Linked DNA regions of Homo sapiens: region 2 is linked to region 1. The links are chromatin loops, found by intact Hi-C in ENCODE. Cell type or tissue: ascending aorta. All regions are shown on one strand. Links, peaks and the distances in the headings refer to the core of each region. The heading gives the core; the rest is flanking DNA. Region 1 has its middle 33 kb from the start of FOXL1. Region 2 has its middle 57 kb from the start of LINC02189.

Region 1 (2,911 bases), core at 192-2,691:
CCAGCCTGGGTAACAAGAACAAAACTCCATCTCAAAACAAAAGAAGTAAAGTAACCCCATCCAAACCAAAGGGACTGAATGTGGGGGAGCAGTGACCTCCATGGAAAGCCACAGTGCTGATGCCAGAAGACAAAGAAATGATACTGAGTCAATTTATTACTAAGCGATCATAGAATAAATCTCTGCGTCATTGACACTTATTTTCTTCTTATTGAATAGTAACTAGAAGGATGATTTAGTCCAAATCGTGTATAAGTGAAGAGGCTCACATCCAGCGTACAATGTGATTCAAGGTCACCCAGCTGCTCCAGGAGACCAGGTGTTGTTTCCCTCCACGGATTTGAGTCACCCAGTAGTTCAAACCACTGGTGTATGTATTCACATCTGACATAACACGAATCTTCAAAAGAACGGTACAGAAAAAGCAGAGCCAATCAGTATCCATAGTTATTCTTACAAATAACCCATTAACAATAATTTTTGCAATGAATTCAACTACATTTTGTAAAATGTGGTGCTAGGGTTTTGATTTTGTTTTTAATTCCCAGATGAAAAGGTGCTTGCATCTGGTTCGGATTCCAAGATTCTAACTAGCACTTGCAGTGGGATCTGCAGTGATGTATCCTAAGAGTCAAGTAACCCCTGAAAGTGCTTATTCTGCAAATCGGACAACTCGTCTGTCTCTGCTCTCTGATTACTAGGGGATAATATCCCTTCCTGATAAGAGAACTTAACTGGGAGGATTTTTCAAATCACTGCAGGAAAGCATATTCTTGCAAGGTATTTTGGAGGTAAAAGTAATAATTTTTTCCTCTTTATGTCCTTCTGGAAAGAATGTGTGGGCTCATTCCACCTGAATGTCCTTGGCTGTCCCTCTTAGAGGTAGTGAGAAAGGCTTTGAAATAGAGTGTGGGCTCTGAAATGAAAGATGCAAAAACAGATGCTACAACATGGAATGAAAGCAACATGCTTTTCTTCAACATAAGATTTCCTCCCCCAAACAGCATCAGAGACTGTCAGAAGCTGGGCGCCTTTCCAAAGGTCACAGAAGGGGCCAAAACGTATAATTTTAGCCTTTTCAGATGGCCATTTCTGTCTCTAAAATGTTAAATCGTGTCTCACCACAGTTGCAAAATCCTCGCACACAGCCCAGAGGGTGAGCCCTAGCCTCTTGGTCTCCAGGCACGGAAGACTACAGGAGACTAAACAACCACCAAGCTTCTCCCGAGGCCAACAGAAGGGCTGTGCTGCTGCCCTGAGCATTGCAGGAAAGGGCCGTACTCAGGAGGCAGGAGGCCTCGGTTCAAGAGGTGTCCTTGCTTCCTGAGAGCACCGTGGCCCCGGCTGAACCACCCGTCTACCCTGGCCACAGACGACTCAGCTGTGAAGTGAGGAAGGTAGAGTTTGCTCATTTGCATCATGGGGTGGCAGCTGGCCGTGCCCTGTGAGACAGCCTGAGGCTGAGCCCAGGCTCAGGGTGCTGGGAGGCTATGGCAGGAGCAGAGGGGCACGCATCTCCTCCTCCTGGTCCCAGGATGAATGCAATCCATGGTCTTTCCAGAACGTTGGTTTTGCAGCCCACTGTCACAGGTTAAATCCTCCGGATCATCGAAAGGAGGTCCCTGTGCTGGACTCCAGCCTGTTGAAGGGGAGCTGAGAGCAGAAGGGCCCCTGACCTTGGTGAACTTTGAACGCAGCTCAACTCCAGCTGGAGCCTCCAGAGTCAGGGAGCCTCTGGCAGGGCTTGCTGGCCACCTCTCCCACTGCCTGTCCACAACAATGGCTTCCCACCACAAGCTCCTGAGACCTGCTGAGGATGTTCCTGGCCACGGGTGCTGAGGCCTCGTTCCTGCCAGGAAGGGCTGGGAAGCACAACCCCACCCCAGAGCAGCCCTCAGCCGCTGACAAGCCGGAGGCAGTCCGTGCTCCTGCAGCCTGTCCCAGCATGGGACAATGCTGAGGCCTGTGCTGTGACCTCCCGAGGTCCCCAGTAGGGCTGAGTCCAGGTGCCCTCACAGCGACCCCCTCATTAATGCACCCCTATTGGCTCCATCCCTTCCCTGCCTCCCTTCCCCACTCCCATATGGGCACTTCCTGGGGCCACCTTGCAAATAAACTCCTTGCACCCAAATCCTTGCCCCAGGCTCTGCTCCTGGGGACGCACATCTGGTGACTGAAGGGCTGCTGGGAAAGCTCTTTCTCCCCTATGACATCTGCCACCTGAGGCCAATCTCACTCCTGAGTTTCGTCATTAGAGATTCATCCTGTGGGGTTTAAAGATTGAAGTCTGGTCCTAGGATCCAGCAATTCCTAGACAAGAAGGAACTGAAAGCAGGGACTTGAACAGATATTTGGACACCCATGTCCATAGCAGTGTGATTAGCCAGAAGGTGGAAGCAGCCTACATGCCCTCAGATGGACGGAGTAATATGTGGCATATACTTACAGTGGCGTGTTATCCAGCCTTGGAAAAGGAAGAAGATCCTGACCCAGGCCACGGCATGGATGAACCCTGAGGACGTGATACTGAGTGAAGTAAGGCAGACACAAAAAGACAAAGACTGCACCTTTTTGAGTTTTCTAAAGTGGTCACAGTCATAGAGACAGAAAGAGGAATGGTGGGTCCTGAACTGTGCACTTCGAAATGGTTAAGATGGTAAATTTTGTTACATGTATTTTACCACAATTAAATATGAAAATCTAAAGAAAAAAAGGTTTAAGTCTGGAAATAGCAAAACCTCATGGGAGGTGGCACATCACTGCTTCCTCCTTGCTTCCCAGGAAACACACTGGCGAGTGGAGCGGCACATCCAGGAAACTCGTCACCAAGGCACCAATCCTGGGGGACATCCCAGACTTCCCACTCTTTCTCACCCCTTAAACCCAGCAATAACAAGCCCCAGCGTCCTCC
Region 2 (2,911 bases), core at 408-2,907, 53 kb before region 1:
TGACAGCTGCATAGTACTCCACTGTATGGAGGTACCATAGGATATCCCATTGGATATCCTAGTTGTGGGCATTTTGGTGCTTTCCAATACTTGGTAATTATAAGTTGTGCTGCAATGAATGACCTGTACACATTTACTTTCCTCTTGTTAAAGCATGCATCCTGTAATCCCAGCAATTTGGGAGGCCAAGGTGGGCGGATCACAAGGTCAGGAGTTTGAGACCAGCCTGGCCAATATGGTGAAACCCTGTCTCTACTAAAAATACAAAAATTAGCCAGGCCTGGTGGCACGTGCCTGCAGTCCCAGCTACTCGGGAGGCTGAGGCAGAAGAATCACTTGAACCCAGGAGGCAGAGGTTGCAGTGAGCCGAGGTCGCGCCATGGCACTCCAGCCTGGTGACAGAGCGAGACTCTGTCTCAAAAAAAAAAAAAAGCATGCACAGACTCTGGGGCTAGACAGCCTTGGCGGCAGTTCTGTCTCTTTAAATCATTAGCCTCTCTGTGCCTTGGTCTCCTCATCTGTAAATGGAGATGATAAACAGTACTCTTTCTTTTGGGTCATGGTGAGGATCGAATGAGCTAACATGTATAAAAATGCTTAGAACAGTGCCTGGCACCTAGGAAATGCTCAGGAAATGTCAGTTGCATGAGTCTGTACCAAACATTGTCAGTGTTCCAGCCATGCTGGTAAATGTTTAACAATGAGCTCTCAAAAAGAAAACCCCGAATTATGGCACTTGCCAATTTCCATGGTGTAAATACTCCCACATGGCTGACATCAAACTAAATTAATGGTTGTCTCCACACATGTAGCTGGGAAGCAATGCTCACACCCCAGAGGGAGCTGGCCCCGAACACCCCCCTGTGCCCTCTTGCCTGACCCGGTTTGGACACCAGCTGCCTGGCGGCCAGTGCTGGGGCGTTTTGTCCGGTGCTGCCCTCAGAAGGCACTCTGCCTGAGAGTACGCAAAGCCAGCAGTGCCTGGGAGTTTACAGCCCCCAGGGGGATCTTGTGGGTACAAATACTGCAACTGTTGGCTCTGATTGGCTGGCTCTGGGATGTGACTTCCTCCCTAGAGGCTGAGCCAAAGGCATCTTCAGCTGACTTTGCTTGAAGCCTCACCTTGGCTTGGCTTCCTGCCTTTTTTCCTCTCAGTTCCTCTTCCACCTGTCTTTGCAGATAACTTTCCTGGTAACTTCCTTTCACACGCAACCTTGTCTCAGGGTCTACTTCTAGGGAACCCACGTAAGGCTGCATCTCTAGATATCTTTTTCCCTTAAATGCCCTGGGGTTTGGGAGAGTTTCCCACTCAATAATACTCAGTAAGCTTTCCCATTAACCCCGCTATAAGCTTTTCTTGGTTTCCTCTGTGTCTGTGCCCCAAGGTGTGTCTGTCGTGGGGGGATGAGTCATGGAGCAAAGTCCTCCCCACTGACTCAGCAATGCCATTTCCTGCCCACAACCTTCTAGAACTCTTGCACTTTGACACAATGGGGACCAGCCCACCCCTGATTCACCAGCTCAGTTTTCTGTCACATCCTGTACTTTCCCTGAGGATTTTTCTGTTCTCCTTCTGACCAGAGTCAACGCCAACCAACCCACAAGCAGCAGAGAACAGAAACGTGGCCAGATGGTCTCCAATACGGATCAAAAACATAAAGAGGCAAACGTGGAGGGGCGGAAGGTCCTTGGCCCTTTTCTCTTGAAATTGAGTTCGCTGTGTTGAAATGTCCATCGTGTCTGCATCCCCTTCCTGGTTTTCCCCAAAGAGGCCGTGGCGGGGGAACAGGTGGCGTTCCATGTGGTGGCAACATGAAGGGATCACTCGCCAGCGAGCATAATCGCTCTGGAAACATTCGGAATACTCATATGTTCTGTACTTTTCCCCTGAGTCAATAAGGTAGAAATGCATCAGGAGAAAGTCAAAGGTTTCTGTCAAAATCCAGACCACAGGGAGAAAATGACGAGTTGATGGGGCTCACCCTGTGATCAATTTCTCCGTGAACCTGACAGGGAAGTCTTCTTAGAGGGCACCTCAGCGTCTGAAGTTGGCTTTCACAATGAGCAGAAGGTGAAAAGCTGCCAAACAACAGCCACTTTCAAAATCCAGTGAAAACAGAACTAAGCCAACAAAGGAATAACAAGGTCCCAGGTTGCAAAACAAAACAAGTTGGGAAAACTTGTCCAAGAGCTGTACTGAACTCTTGCATGGGCGCTGACGTACACAAATCATCCTCATCACCTCTGAAACGAGGCAGCTCTAAATTACTTCTTGAATTCCATATGGTTAATCTGCAGGCACAGGAACATGCTTTAGGGTGAAATTTAGTTGTTGTTGTTTTCACTGGGCTTGCAATAACATATTGTAAATGACTAAGGCTAGATGACACTTTCACACCAGTCTTGAAATCATCCCAGTGATCTTGACCCAATGCCAGATGAGGATCTTGGTGCAGATAAAGCGACTGTGCTTCTTCTTCCTGCAGAATTAACATTAACAATCCTGCACATTAACAATCTAGAACTATGTTAGCCAGGGTATTTGAGGCAGAATTCTGAACTGAAATTGGTCGTCTCCTAGCACAATGATTTTTAAATACAAAACAAGCAAACACACAAAAAGAAAAAAAGAAACAACAAGAAATTTTAAAATGTCGTATCTATCTTATGAAAGCCAAAATGAAAGATTGGCAACCTTTCCTGAATATGGGCATTGTCCACATCTAATCTAGATGATGTGGGTCCAGTTTTCTCTTTCTTCAATCATCTGATGTTTTTACATTCAAATTGGTAGGAAAAGGATGCTTTCCAGTTTAATTTTCTTTAAAATAATTTCGCAGATTTCTGAATCCATATGCAATTTTTAAGAGCACAGACTTTGGACTCAAAAATGAGTTTAAATTCTCAGTCT

What was found. A loop is a pair of places that touch in the nucleus more often than their neighbours do. Peaks named below come from ENCODE experiments on the same cell type or tissue, not always from the same donor. Only the 100,000 strongest peaks of a DNase experiment are listed, where the experiment ranks them.
Region 2: it touches region 1 in a loop (3-fold over the local background); 6 of 110 quality-filtered maps call a loop at or near these places.

What each region holds. Positions count from the first base shown.
Region 1 is chr16:86,609,906-86,612,816 of GRCh38, reverse strand. No RefSeq gene overlaps it. Among named protein-coding and RNA genes, the nearest start is that of FOXL1, 33 kb to the right of the region's middle. RefSeq lists enhancers at 1,721-2,287, 2,403-2,902. In ascending aorta, for the core only: no CTCF peak of the experiment used is centred there; a DNase peak (open chromatin) is centred at 1,136; H3K4me3 peaks cover 573 bases; H3K27ac peaks cover 2,099 bases.
Region 2 is chr16:86,663,231-86,666,141 of GRCh38, reverse strand. No RefSeq gene overlaps it. Among named protein-coding and RNA genes, the nearest start is that of LINC02189, 57 kb to the left of the region's middle. RefSeq lists a silencer at 984-1,033 and enhancers at 1,134-1,263, 1,040-2,239. In ascending aorta, for the core only: no CTCF peak of the experiment used is centred there; DNase peaks (open chromatin) are centred at 491, 981 and 1,491; H3K27ac peaks cover 1,924 bases.